Regions from separate parts of the Homo sapiens genome. Here region 1 is linked to region 2. The links are chromatin contacts, found by Hi-C or POLR2A ChIA-PET in ENCODE. All regions are on one chromosome and are shown on one strand. Each heading gives the region's core, a stretch centred on a gene start or an enhancer-like site at or near the end of the contact. The rest is flanking DNA. Distances are from core to core; before and after follow the strand shown.

Region 1 (7,326 bases), core at 2,825-5,324, 260 kb before region 2:
ATCCCTTTGTTTCATTAATTTTTTACTACAAAATATTTTAGATATGTGAAAAGGCGTACCCACCACCCAGCTTGTTAAATAAAACCTTACAAATAAAGTGAGCCTTCGTGCCCGTTTATTACATTTCACCTTCACACCCCTGTTCCCAGAAATACTAATTATTCATAGTTTAGTGCTCACCATTGACATGTATTTCTTTATACTTCGGTACAGATGCATGCATTCCTAGGTACAATGTAGCATTGCTTCCCGTGATTTTTAGCTTTTGTAAGGATACAGTATACATCCTTTTGCAGACTACTTTTTTGTCCCACCGGATATCTATGAAACTTATTCATGTTGAACATGTAGCTCAGGTTCACTCATTTTTGCTGCTGCATAATATTCCTTTGTACGTACACTTTATTTATTGAGACAGAGTCTCACTTTGTCTCACAGCTACAGTGCAGAGGCGTGATTGAGGCTCACTGCAGCTTCGACCTCCCAGGCTTAAGCAATCTTCCCTCCTCAACTTTCTGAGTAGCTGGAAACTACAGGCACAAGCCACCACACCTGGCTAATTTTTGTATTTTTAATAGAGATGGGGTCTCACTATGCTGCCCAGGCTGGTCTTGAACTCCTAGGCTCAAGGGTTCCGCCTCCCAAAGTGCTGGGATTATAGGTGTGAGCCACCGCACCCACTCTGCTTAAGTTTTTGAATGATCAAATCTGGACAGAATGAACATGATAGTCGACCCTAAAAGGGAGAAAGCTGTCACTAAGGGGCAGCATCCAGAGGAGAGGCTGATTGGTCTGGATGGTGGTGATAGACCATTCTTCAACCATTGACAGATGGAACCACAACACTTCCCCGACTCCTGGTGAAGGGCCCAGGGAAATCTCCCAAATTGTCTAGTTTAGAAATGACTCTATGTACAGAACCAAGTCAGTTGATTTCCCCAGTCTATTAGTTCAGCACTCTTTACTACAAGCCTCAGAAACCAACTCTAGTTCATTTAAACCAAAATAGAACTTATTGAAAGGGTGCCAGTGACACAGAGGCTTGAAGAACCAGGTTTGGACAAGAGCTCTTGAAGCAGGAAAAATGACCCAAGGCATTTTGCAGAACTGACCTGGAGGAGACACCACTGGCCACAGATGCTGTGGCCTTCCTCAGCCCAGACATTGGACATCACCATCAACATCAACATTGGCATTGGTGGTTTCACTGTTGTGAGAACAAAAGCCCTGTTTGAGAGGGTTTCAGTGAGAACGGGAGGAAATGAGGTGGCAATGGAGAAGTCCCTGTAAAGGGAAGCTGAGAAATGGGTCTGTACCTAGAGGAGGGCATGGGGTCAAGAGGGTTTTGGGTTTTGTTTTGTGACAGAGTCTCGCTCTGTCACCCAGGCTGGAGTGCGGTGGTGCAATCTTGGCTCACTGCAACCTCTGCCTCCCAGGTTCAAGCAATTCTCCTGGCTCAGCCTCCCAAGTAGCTGGGATTACAGGTGCCCACCACCATGCTCGGCGAATTTTTGTATATTTAGTAGAGACAGGGTTTCATCATATTGGCTAGGCTGGTCTCGAACTTCTGACCTCAAGTGATCCACCTGCCTCAGCCTCCCGAAGTGTGCTGGGATTACAGGTATGAGCCACTGCACCTGGCCTAGAGGGTTTTTTAAGATGAGAACGCTGACAGCACGTTTGTGTACTCATGGGAATAATCTAGTGCAGAAAAAAGAGCAGATTAGATGATCACAGGAGCGACATTTTTGAGTAAGTGGGAAGGGATGCACCATTTGTACATGGAGGAGGAACAGTTCACTACAGTGATGGAGCAAACAGACAGTATTTCGGGACAGACACAGGAGGATAGTAGACGGGGAGGTGGGACAGGCAAGTTCTTTTCGGATGCCATCTATTTTCTCGGTGAAATAAGAAGCAAGGTCAATTGCAGATTATTAAGAAGGCAGCCAGGTGAGGTGGGTCACACCTGTAATCCCAGCACTTTGGGAGGCAGATGGATCACTTGAGCTCAGGAGTTTGAGCTCAGCCTGGGCAACATGATGAAACTCCATCTCTACAAAAAATTAAAAAATTAAAAAATTAGCTGGGCATGGGGACATGTGCCTGTAATTCCAGCTACTTGAGGGGCTGAAGCAGGAGGATCACTTGAACCCGGGAGGTCAAGGCTGTAGTGAGCCAAGATCATCACACCACTGTACTCCAGCCTGGGTGATAAAGCGAGGCCCTGTCTCTCTCTCTCTCTCTCTATATATATTATATATATGATAATTAAGGTGAAAAGGGCATCAAAAGGCTTGAGAACATGAAAAACAGAAATAACAATCAAATTTCAAAGGTTTTAATTTTTTTATTCCTGATTTTATAATATACTATGATAAAAATCAAATGAAAAAGAAATCTCTTAAAACGTCCAAAATGAACAAAAGTGGGATATAAATGATGTATATTGTTTTATCTTGGGGCATCAACTGTTAGTCTACAAAACTAGTTTCTCTACTAAAGAGCTCAGCCAGTCCTGGAGATTCTACAAACCCCCATCTATTTCCCTTTCTCCAGAAATGAAAGTGACAGAACAGTTAACATCTACTTGTCCTGAGTTAAAAGTCCAACTTGTGATATTGATTCTAACTAAACTTCAGAGAGTGAGAAAGGAATCTGTAAGAGGAGGGGGAAAACTTTAACCAGTGAGAATATACTGTGGCAAGTGCTGCATTTAAGAGACAAAGTCCAAGCAACCAGAGTTTTGCTCTTACAGAGCATGCAATGCTCTTCTGATAGCCGGAGAAGAAGATTCACCCTCCACGGATGTGTAAACAGCACTGGTTATTCTGCCAGCCACAGGATCTGTGATCCAGGCATCGTGGGCGTTTCAAAATAAGTGTTTTGAAATTTACCGCCCACACCTGCCATCTCCCTGCACCCACTGAATTTCAACACTGGTCTGGTGGTGCAATATTGATATTCCCCTGGCAAAAACTCCTTCCTGGAGGCTATGGGATGGGGTAGGCTTCTTGGTAGCAGTTTCCCTCAACTGCATGATCACCTCCCTGCACTGATTAGACAGTGTATGGCCAACCTGTCAATAAATTTGATTTAAAAATTTATTTCCTGGCTGAGCACAGTGGCTCATGCCTATAATTCCAGCACTTTGGGAGGCCGAGGTGGGAGGATTGCTTGAGACCAGGAATTAAAGACTGGCCTGAGTAATATAACGAGACCCCATCTCTACAAAAACATTTAAAAATAAAAAAAAAATTAGCCAGGCATAGTGGTATGTATCTGTAGTCCCAGCTACTCGGGAGACTGAGGCGGGAAGATTGGTTGAGCCCAGGAGGTTGAGGTAACAGTGAACTCTGTCTGATTGTGCCACTGCACTCCAGCCTGGGTAAGAGTGAGACACTCTCAAAAAAGAAAAAAAAAAAAAAAAAAAGAGAAAAGAAATAAAAAACTACAAATAGAAAAAAAATGAAATTAAAAAAATATTTTCTCCATAAAAAATTTTGCCAGGCCATATATTTTTCTCTTTGGCTCTTTTCCCAAAGTCATCCCTCTGATACTACTTGCTGGAAGCCCCAACAAGAGCACAAATTTGTCAATAATTTTCTCAGTTTCATTTAAAATGATGATTGACCTTCCCACCCCAGCCTGATTTCTTTCGGAGCGATCTAATTTCTTTGGAGACCTGTGCCTGTGGACTCGTGTTAATCTGTTAATTGAGTTAGACTGCTGCCAGAACATCACAAGCCCTTCATTTGAGCTCTATCCTGTGTCAAACGGTGAAACGCTGGATGTAATGAACCTATATTGGTTGAAAAAATGAGAGCTGATGAATTATCACCCAAATGTGATACTGATGACAGTAAATCCTTTGGAGGGGATGGCATGTCAGCCTCAGAAGTGCAGAGCTCATGGACCAGGCTGGCAGTGGGAAGGTTGGTGACTTCTAAGCAGTGTCACCTTCTGGAAGCTCTGACACTCAGCAAGTCAGTGCCAGGCGGAGAGGCATGACTCAGCACCCTGGCTCACCCCTCATAGACATTCTCCATGCCCCAGGATCGCAGTTTCAGTGCTATTCCCTGTGACTCAGCTGTCACGACCTCTTTGGGCAAGTTCCACCGCACGTTTTGTGGGCCAGGGCTCTTAATCTGAGTGCAAAGGCCTTATCAGCCAAGCAGATGGACCAGCAGCTGCCACTTCCCAGGGAAGCCAGGATTTACCCCTGGGTCAGCGGGAAAGGGTTTCCTGCGAGGATACCACGTGTAAAGTCCTTTGGGATGAAAGGCATTCTGAGGATGTGAGTTATCACAGCGGAGCTCACCAAGGCTTCTCCAATTTGATATAAATAACTCTGCATTGGCAGCAGATGGGAGGAGAGCCAACTAGTAATGAATACTAGGACAAACAAACAGGCCTCCGGGATGCCGGCCCAGCCTCTCCAAACCACAGTTGGCAACAGTTGGAGGTGGTGGTGGGCGAAGCTGTACCGGCAACATTGCATTAATCACTTATGAGTGAAGGGAGGAAGCGCTCCAGAATAACGGAAGTGCAAATAATTAGCAAAGGCCACACCACATAGGACTAGAAAGGGCATAACTGGGAAGCATGTTAATTTGCCTGACTTGATGTTTAGCTATTAACCAGCAAATCAGTAGTGACATAAAGGACCCTTCCTACTTACTAAGCTCTGTGTTTCAGAGATAACAGAGAGGGATGACACAGTGGTTGCACCACCCCACCCCCAACACAGAGCAACAACTCAATGGAAACAGAGGGAAAGCAAGTCTAGCGGTGCTGCATACAATAGCTAACTCCTGCAAAAAACAGACTCCTTATTGTATTGTTGGGGTGATATTAAGTATGGGAGGAAAAAGTGAGATGATTCCAAAGTGGGAACATTGGGGATGTGAAAGTTGTCAGAAGCAAAATGGAGTCACTAAGGTTAAGAAAACTCTGACAAACAGATCCAAGGAAGGCCATGAAGAGAGGATTCTCACACTTGTATGCCTGACCACGAAAGACTACAGAGACCACAACTTTGTACCAAGACCGTCACAGCCTTATACAACAAATGCTTCTGTAAGGACGTCTGCCCAGCAACTGCCTCTCCAGCCTTGGACGGGTGTCACCCTTGTTGTTGATCTTTTAGCCAGGGATAAGTATTTCAGAACAATTATGTAATCCCCTTCATTTTTTCCTTTAAAAATCCTTCTCTTCCTTTACCTCCCTGAATATGCACATGGTTTACCTATGGCACAGGTATTCACATTGCAATGCTCTGTTCCCAAGTAAACATCTTTTCTTTTAGACAGCCTCTCTTTGTTTGTTATTTAGATTGGTGGGGAACAAGCAAATATAAAAGACAGAGTTGCCTAGAGCTGAGATGCCAGGATTAGCCGTGCATTGATTGGGCTAAGCCATGGGCTGCAGTGAAACAGAGTGGGGAAGAGAAAGGGAGACTCTCGTTCGGCTGGGATAGTGCTCCCGGCTCTCAGGAGAAGCAAACCCAAGTCCTCCTTGGATAAAAGCATCGCCATCTTAGGTTCTCAGGGTTCCCATACATTAAGATCAACAAAATGAGTTCAGAATCAAATAACATGAAAAACACAAGCAAACAGGTTACCATGAGTGAGAATCAGCAAAAACAATCAACAACAGAATTAAACCCCCTTCCTTCGGGTAATGAAATTATCAGACTCAAAATACAAAATAACAGTGGATAAAATGTTTAAAACCTGAAAAAAAGGAATCTCAAAAATAATCAAGCAATAAGAGATCACAAAAATTACCTAGATTTTGAAAAAGACAAAATTGAAATTTGAAAACAGAATTGGCCGAGTGTGGTGGCTCACGCCTGTAATCCCAGCATTTTGGGAGGCTGAGGTGGGTGGATCATCTGAGGTCAGGGGTTCGAGACCAGCCTGGCCAACATGACAAAACCCCGTCTCTACTAAAAATACAAAAATTAGCTGGGCGTGGTGTTGGGTGCCTGTAATCCCAGCTACGCGGGAGGCTGAGGCAGGGAGAATCACTTGAACACTTGAACCCGGGAGGCAGAGCTTGCAGTGAGCCGAGATCTGCACTCCAGCCTGGGTGACAGAGTGAGACTCCATCTCAAAAAAAAAAAAAAAGAAAAGAAAAGAAAATAGAATTGCAAAAATTAAAAAAAAAAAAAGTCAATGGGTGGGTAAACAGCAAATTAGGTGAGGTGGGGGTGGTCTCAGAGGTGATGGAGGGCAGGTCCTGGGGGCTTTGCAGGGTCATAGAGGATGGTGCCAGGAAGCAATCACACTTTTGAGTACACTTGAGAGTTCTATAAAAGCCCATTAAATTATTGCAGAAAAGGGCTACATGATGACTGTTTGCACTAAGATTCTTTTGGTGCTGTTATGAGATTTGGTTTGTCTTTAATTTAGGCACACTGCTGAATGTGTGATCAATATTTAGTAATTATGTACAAATAGTCCCTGTTATAAATCAGAGTTGTTATTGCTGCCTTAAGCTTTGGCAACAAGCTGCTTCTTGGATATCGTGCCGTTTTCCTGGTGTCAGCTGCCTCAGTCAGCACTCAGCACTGTTCTCATACAAACCTGCATGTTGCAGTTAGTAGGAAACGTCTTGTTAAGGAGGGCAGACGCTGCCTTCCCAACGTGGCTAGGGTAGAGCTTCAGCACCTTTCTTCCCAGTGGGAGAATCAGGCCTCCGTCCCTAAATGCAGAATTCCAGCCAGAGGCTGTGAGGTTTTGTCCAGGCCCTCATGACTTCTTGCACAAAACTGTCCTAGGAACTTTGGGGGCTACAGTCACTCAACTCAAAAAGAAAATTCTGCTTCCTTCAAGGTCAAGGTGTATTAGTCAGAGTTCTCTTCAGGTACAGAACTAATAGGATAGATGTATATTTGAAAGGGAGTTTACTAAGGAGAATTGACTCACACGATCACAAGGTAAAGTCCCACGATAGGCTGTCTGCAAGTTGAGGAGCCAGGAAGCCAGTGGTGGATCAGTCCGAGTCCCGAAACCTCAAAAGTAGGGAAGCCGACAGTGCAGCCTCCAGTCTGTGGCCAAAGGCCCAAGAGCCTCTGGCAAACCACTGGTGTAAGATCAAGAGTTCAAAAGCTGAAGAACTTGGAGTCTGATGTTTGAGGGCAGGAAGCATCCAGCACTGGAGAAAGATAAAGGCCGGAAGACTCAGCAAGTCTGCTCTTCCACCTTCTCCTGCCTGCTTTATTCTAGCTGCACTGGCAGCTGATTAGATGGTGCCCACCCAGATTGAGGGTGGGTCTGCCTCTCCCAGTCCACTGACTCGAATGTTAATCTCCTTTGGTGC
Region 2 (7,022 bases), core at 232-2,731:
AAAAGGTCAATTCCTATCTAATGCAAAGAGAAAAGCCTGCAAGGTGGTGGGATGGTGAGACAGACTGCTGGTAGAACCTGTCTGCCTTGCTCCTTGGATTTCCTGTAATTTTGGACATTACTTAAATTAAGGCATTGAAACTGAATTACATCAACTTTATCTCAACAGAACAAATTTTGTGCAGCAGAAAACCCAATTTTGGCGGTGAAAAAGTCGTCCCAAAGACAAAGGGTCTTAAGTACATCTGACTTTTCGGAGACAGCAGCAGTGTGTCCTATTCTTTCTCTCCTGGCTCAGACTCAAAGAACTACTGCAGGCAATTCAGGTAACACTATTTCCTGGTAGTGTGATTCAGGTAACTGGAGAAAAAGGAAAATGCTTAAAGCAATAAACTAGTATAAAAGGGAACCTTCTGGAGTCCCGTAATAGCCAGTGAACTAGAAACTCTTGATATTTTATAGATACTGACACCAGTAGGGGAGCCAGGAGCCAAGTGCAACACCAGCCAAGGGTTGGAAGCAGGCAGAGAGAACAGTCATTGCCTGATCCTCTTGCTTCCACCGCAAAAGAGCGCCCCCACCCCAATACTCTCGTTCCTTAAAATGTCCCTATCGGGACCCACGCAGAAATACCCCCTCTCCCCTACAGTAACTCCGTACAATCCCAAATACCCTGCCGGAGTGTGACAGGCTGCGTCCACTTACTGAGCTGTCCCCCGCCCGACGCTGTACTCGGTTCCCGACCTCCAGCGCCCCCAACGCCGGCTGCTCCAGGGACCCCTGGCGCCCCCATCCCCGGCGGGGTTCCACTTTGCCTCTCGAAGTTGCCTGGATTGGAGAAGTAGTCGCGCAGCCGAGGCAGCTCCCGGCCACTCTCTAACAGCTCGGTATGCAGCTCCAGGGCGGTCAGCAAGTATTGATCGCGCAACAGCTGAGCAGCGATCGCATCAATTGATAATCGGGCCGGGGTCTCCCCGGTGCCCCCCAGGGCCACTGCAGCCGCCGACGCCTCCCCAGGGAGCCCTGGCCGCGCACTGCTTCCTAAGGCCACGGGATCCTGTGGCGACAGCGAGCCCGCAGAGCCAGGATCTAGGCCACTTCCGGCGCCCAGCCGAAGTACTGCCCGCCGTTCCTCTGTTGCAGCTACCTCGTCATCGTCCTCATCCGAATCACTGAGAAATGGATTCACGCCGCCACCACTGCCACTACCTCCAGGCGCCATCGCCGCCATCTTATCCTGTCAGGAGTGTGGGCGCCTCCCTGACTGGTTCCGACGGGCCGCAGCCCGAATCCTCTAGGCCTCAGGGGACACAGCGCACCTCCACAGCCCCGGCCTGACCACGTCCTGCCTCCCGACTTAGAGACAAGGAGTACGCTCCAAGGCAGGAGATCCGGATGCAGCTGCACCTGATGCCTCAGCCTCTGCTGCACCAGCAGCCCGGCTCTGCAGGCGTCTTCCTGGTCTCCAGTCTCGCGAGAACTGGAGCGTGCCCCTGCCCCTCTCCCCGATCTAGCCCCGCCCCAGCCCCGCCCCAGCCCACTTCAGCTCCGCCCATTCCCAGCGCCAGATAGCAAAGATTGAAGGCCCCGCTCTCCGCTCAAAAGCAAAACTCCACCCACGACTCCTCCATGATTGGTCAGAGAAGGAAGGCGTGGAGCGGACTGACGGGAGACTGGCCCGAGAATTATCGCGATAGCAGCAGCGGCCGGGCAGGTATTGGGGGCGTTCCGGAATTGAGGGGTGGTTGTAGTGGTGGCTTAGGAATACCCTCCCGGCTATCGCTTCAGTGGGTAGAGGGGACCACTGCCCGAGAGCTTTAATGGAGCTGGGTCCTGCCTTCGCGCTGAGGAGCCCTCGTTTTCGAGATCAGGCCTGACCGGGATAAGCTCCAGGTAAAGTTCAGGGACCAGTGCGCGGAGGGTGTCGGCGCCCAAACTGTGGTGTCGCGCCCGCGGACGCGCTGTTTCCCTACTGCGCTGCACTTTTTCTCGCTATTTGCTGCCAGTGGTGACATTTTGTCCCCATGGATAGCAAGTGCCCAGGCCTGTAGTCGGAATGTGACTTCCTTTCTTTTCCCTTCTCTGCCACATGCTTGCACACTCGGGAGGCCTAGCGACAGCACGACTTCTCAGCCCCGGAGGTGGTCCTGCCTGTGGGTGGGGACGGGGGCTGGAGAGACTAAACGGAAAAGGGAACGCTGAGGTTGGCATTTGCCTGGATCTGGGAACATCGTCGAGTTGGAAAACAAATTGTTAGGTACTCAATAAACGCTTAGGATTTAATACACGATTTACACAACAGGGACCCTTCAGAATATCTAATGCTGTCTCACCAGTAGACAGATAAGTAAACTTAAGCCAAGAGTGGTTGTTATAAAATCAGCTCCACGCCGGGCGCGGTGGCTCACGCCTGTAATCCCAGCACTTTGGGAGGCCGAGCCGGGCGGATCACGAGGTCGGGAGTTCGAGACCAGCCTGACCAACATGGTGAAACCCCTTCTCTACTAAAAACACAAAAATTAGTTGGGCGTGGTGGCGCAAGCCTGCAATCCCAGCTACTCAGGAGGCTGAGGCAGGAGAATCGCTTGAACCCCGGAGGCGAAGATTGCAGTGAGCCGAGGTCGCGCCACTGCACTCCAGCCTGGGCGACAGAACGAGACTCCGTCTCAAAAAAAAAAAAAAAAAAAAAAAAAAATCAATTCCGCTAATAAGGAGTCAAAGGAATTAACATCATTTCTCTTATGTCCCAAACGATTCTTTATCCACTGTCTCCTGCAACATTTCTGACTCGTTCATGCAGGCTAGAATCAAGGTTTTGGAACTTAGAACTATTTTAAAAGTTGAATGCTTCAGAGAGTTTTGATTTTTTTGATGAAATGTTAGCATATAAAGTACATATCCTAAGTTTAGAAGATCAACGTTTATCTTTTATGTCATTCCTTGATTATGATCTGAAAAGGTAAAGGAATTTCCAGTCAATACAATTAGACTGCTATTTCTTATGGCTCCTATTTTTTTCACACACAAATGACCACTTTTCCAGGCTTTAGATTTCCTTTCTTAGTGTACAGGTAAGTGACATATTACATTCAGTGTGTAGTAAACATTCCACAGTAAAGTATCTCCCGTTAGCTCCATGGAAAAATTAAAATAGACGATTCTTACATAACCTTAGGTCAGGTTATTGGTTTACATGTAAAAGTATGCCAACAGTTAAGAGTAGGCTTTAATTTCAATATACCCAGGCTCAATAAACTAAAATTTTCATTTGAATGGGGATTTGGGTTTTTAAAATTTTATTTTTGCTAGAAGTTTAAAAAAAAAGTACCAAGAATTTAAACTATTTTTTTATAGGACATTAGTTCCCAATGTTTTAATGATAAATAGTTTTCTGTGCCATATATTAAAAGTAAAACATGGGGAAAAAAATCCCCCCAAATAGAATTGAAATGGCAAATACTGTATCCTGTTAGAGATTTCTTAGCAAAAGGGATTGCTGATCCGTATTTTAGTTGGATTTTCCAGAGAGATTAAAATGGAACCAATTTCTGGAATCCAGGAATGGAGGATTAGTGAATGGCATGGGAAGGGCATGATTAGAAATGGATTGTTTATATACAATATTTCCATCTCCATGATTGGGAAATTGAGAAATCTCCTGCATTTAGGATTCCTGAAGAGGATTATGCTTATAAGATAGAAAAGCTTAAGTTCAGATCCCAATTCTACTCATTATTTATTGTGAGACCTTGAAAAAGTTACCTAACTTCTCAGCCTCACTTGCATTCGTCTATCAAAGGGGATAAGGAAAGTACACAGAATTGAGAATGTTCTTGTCCCAGTGCCTGGTACCTGCTACACAATAACTATTACTGTGGTCACTTATTAATTATTGAAATATTAGTATGTGTTGAGAACATTTGACAAGTGTTTAAAAATAAAACTAATATCAATCGTTTTGGCAGTGCAAGCCTGAAAAAGCAATTAAGTCAGTAGGGCTGAAGGGAGTATCTTTAATTTGGGGTCTCAGTTCTAAAACACAAGTTGAAAATAGATTTAAAATGTTTCCTCAGAGTTGTAAGAACTTGCATGTAGAGGAATTCTTCCCATACAAATCTGTGGTTTTCTGCTTCTATTTCTGCCTCCTATCCTATAACCATGAACTTGTGTGTTTGATCTTGTAAGCCCATTAGAAATCAACTGCCCAGTCTTCCCAGTATGTACTTTTCTTTTCCACAATACACAGAGGTTTGGTTATTCGTGAATAATGTATAAGTAACACACACTGGAATATTAAAAATTACCGATCACTACTTATAATAATGTATTATTAATAGTGTTGGGAAATTTCCTTTCTACTTAGTAAGATTTTCATTAATCTAGGCCCTTACAACTAATGTTTCATCTGACTAATGATAGTTATTAAAGCTTGTGCCTTAGCAATGAAGATGTAAAAGATGCCTTTTTTCAAAGCACGTCAATCATTTTAGTATTTAAAAAATTATTTTAGGTTTTAATAGTCTTAAAAGAACCACAAGTAATATTCTGAATGCAAGTTTTGGTTGACTTGAGGTTTTAGTAATACCTCATGTTTTATTGTTTTTCAGTGTGTGGTAAACATCCACAGATAAACTAGATAACTTGTATTGGTACATGCATATATCTTTTTAAAATTTTAATAGTTATGTGTTTGTTTTGGAGGTATTTCTTTTTCAATAAATCTGAATAAATTGTGATTTTCTTTAAAGAGAAGTATTAAGTAATATTTAGTATTAAGCAATTAAACTAATTAAAATAAGTAGTTAGTGAATGCTGATATTTTGTAATAACTGCAATTTTATTTACATTAATAGTAAATTACTTTATCATAAAAGGTTTAGTTTTTTTTTTTTTAAAGTATTTTCAGTCTTCACATCTTGTTCTGGAGGAACAAAAACAGAAGCAGGGCATCCTCTAGTGGCTGTAGTGCATATTGCATTTACCCTTGAAATGATAATTCTAAATAATTTATTCAGCAAACATTTGAGTCCTTACTAAGTGCATAAGACTCTGATGGGTGTTGGAGATGCCCCGTCCTGCTGTCATGGAATTGTGGTGAAGTGACAGAGACAGACATTAATTCAAATAGTCGTAGACAAAGCTATGTAATTACAAACTGAAGTAAAAGTTTTCGTTTCTGACTTCACCTGCATAGTCCCTGAGGAAGTGATGCTTGAAATGGAATGTTAGGAGAGAGTGGAAGATAGGTTGCAAGTACATTCTGCAGAGAGGAATTGAGCCTACAAAGGTCTTATAGCAGTGGGATACTTGAATAAAAGAAGGGGCCAGTGATGTGAGATGTTACAAAGTAAAGGGGAGTGCTATGAGACAGGTTTAGAAAAGAAGGCAGAGGCTAGTCTATAAAAGACCTTGTTAGTCACATTAAGGATTTTAGTCTAGATTAGTAGGTGAAAAGGCACTGGAGAGTTTTTTTTTTCCAGCTGTGACTTCATTTTTAAATTTATTTTTTAATATACGATTTTATGTATTCATTGTGTACATGATGTTCTTCAGTTTATATACATTGTGAAATGCTCAAATCTAGCTAAGTAACAAATGCATTACCTTACACATAGTTATCATTTTTGTGATGAGAAATTTGAACATCTACCCTTTTAGCAGTTTTCAAGAATACAATATATCATCATTAACTAGAGTCACCATGCTGTACAACAGAGCTCTTGAACTTATTCCTTCTATCTAACTCTAATATGAATGCTTTGATCAGTATCTCTACAATTGCCCCCCGCTGTGGAACTACCCCAGCCTCTGGTTACCACCATTCTGCTTCTAATTCAGTGGGGTCAACTTTCTTAAGTTCCACATAGGAGTGAAATCATGCAGTATTTGTGTTTCTGCACCTGGCTTATTTCACTTAGCATACCAGGCTTCAGGAACATCCGTGTTGTTGCAAACGTGTCTTTTGACTTTAAAGACAGTGAATGCTTCACAGAAGGCACTGGAGAGTTTTATACAAGGGGTAAGATGTTCAGATTTTCTTTTGAAAAAAGAAAAGCAAGTAATACTCTGGCTACATGGCAAGAAATGGATCAGAGAAGGGTTAGAGTATATAGGGGTGACCTATTCCTGCATTGCAGTAGTTCGCATAAGAGATGGTATACATCTTAAATTATAGAGGTGTCAATGGAGATTAAGACAAATGAACAGATTCAAGAAACACAAAGTGGACAATTGTTAGATTAAATAAAGGGGAAGAATAGGGTGTAAAGAACAATGCCTATTTCTCAGACTTACATACTTGGTGGGAAGGTGGTGCCACCTACTGAGATTGTGAACACTAAGGATTTAGTAGGTAGTAGACAAGGCTCATGGGAAATGTTATGAATTTGGTTTTAAACCTACTTAGTTGAGTGTCTTTGAAACGTCCATGTAGATTTATAAAGGTTCGAGTTACATATGTGGATTTGGAGCTATAATTTGTTGAGGCTTTTGCATATTAGGTAATAACTGAAGCCACAGATATGATGAAACTTGCCAGGATAGAAAGTATAGAGTGAGAAGAAAAGACAGCTGAGGACCAAGTTTTGAGTAACTCCAAAATTTAGTGATCAGATAGAGACTGTTCAACATTGGTCAGAGGTGTAGGTGAAAAATGAAAGCAGTAATGTTCATAGAAGCCAAGTGATAACAGCCTATTAAAAAGGAGAAGGCAGCCGGGCATGGTGGCTCATGCCTGTAATCCCACCACTTTGGGAGGATGAGGTAGGTGGATCACCTGAGGTCAGGAGTTTGAGACCAGCCTGGCCAACATGGTGAAACCCTGTCTCTACTAAAAATACAAAATTACCTGGGCATGATGCTGTGTGCCTGTAATCCCAGCTACTTGGGAGGCTGAGGCAGGAGAATTGCTTGAACCCGGGAGGTGGAGGTTGCAGTGAGCCGAGATCGCGCCACTGCACTCCAGCCTGGGCGATAGATAGGGCGAGACTCTGTCTAAAAAGAAATAAAAATAAAAAGGAGAAG

What was found. Hi-C counts contacts between places; a loop is a spot of excess contacts on that map. ChIA-PET counts read pairs that join two places held with the same protein, here RNA polymerase II (POLR2A). Pooled maps may share reads with other maps.
Region 1: a pooled map shows a loop between it and region 2 (2.4-fold over the local background). The contact joins the enhancer-like site here to the promoter of RELCH in region 2. A Hi-C loop is called at or near these places in 4 of 50 pooled maps. POLR2A ChIA-PET finds 5 or more read pairs at or near these places in 2 of 52 experiments (activated naive CD4-positive, alpha-beta T cell and naive thymus-derived CD4-positive, alpha-beta T cell).

What each region holds. Positions count from the first base shown.
Region 1 is chr18:62,448,004-62,455,329 of GRCh38, reverse strand. No RefSeq gene overlaps it. Among named protein-coding and RNA genes, the nearest start is that of ZCCHC2, 71 kb to the left of the region's middle. Within about 2 kb of position 4,074, at least 24 of the 41 ENCODE cell types and tissues checked have a DNase peak (open chromatin) inside an H3K27ac peak, as active enhancers do.
Region 2 is chr18:62,181,714-62,188,735 of GRCh38, reverse strand. RELCH (RAB11 binding and LisH domain, coiled-coil and HEAT repeat containing) reads right to left here and starts at 1,481. Exons shown (of 29, transcript NM_001346231.2): 1 at 705-1,481. The coding sequence starts at 1,230. PIGN (phosphatidylinositol glycan anchor biosynthesis class N) reads left to right here and starts at 1,680. Exons shown (of 31, transcript NM_176787.5): 1 at 1,680-1,892. RefSeq lists silencers at 796-1,015, 1,966-2,178 and an enhancer at 1,166-1,375.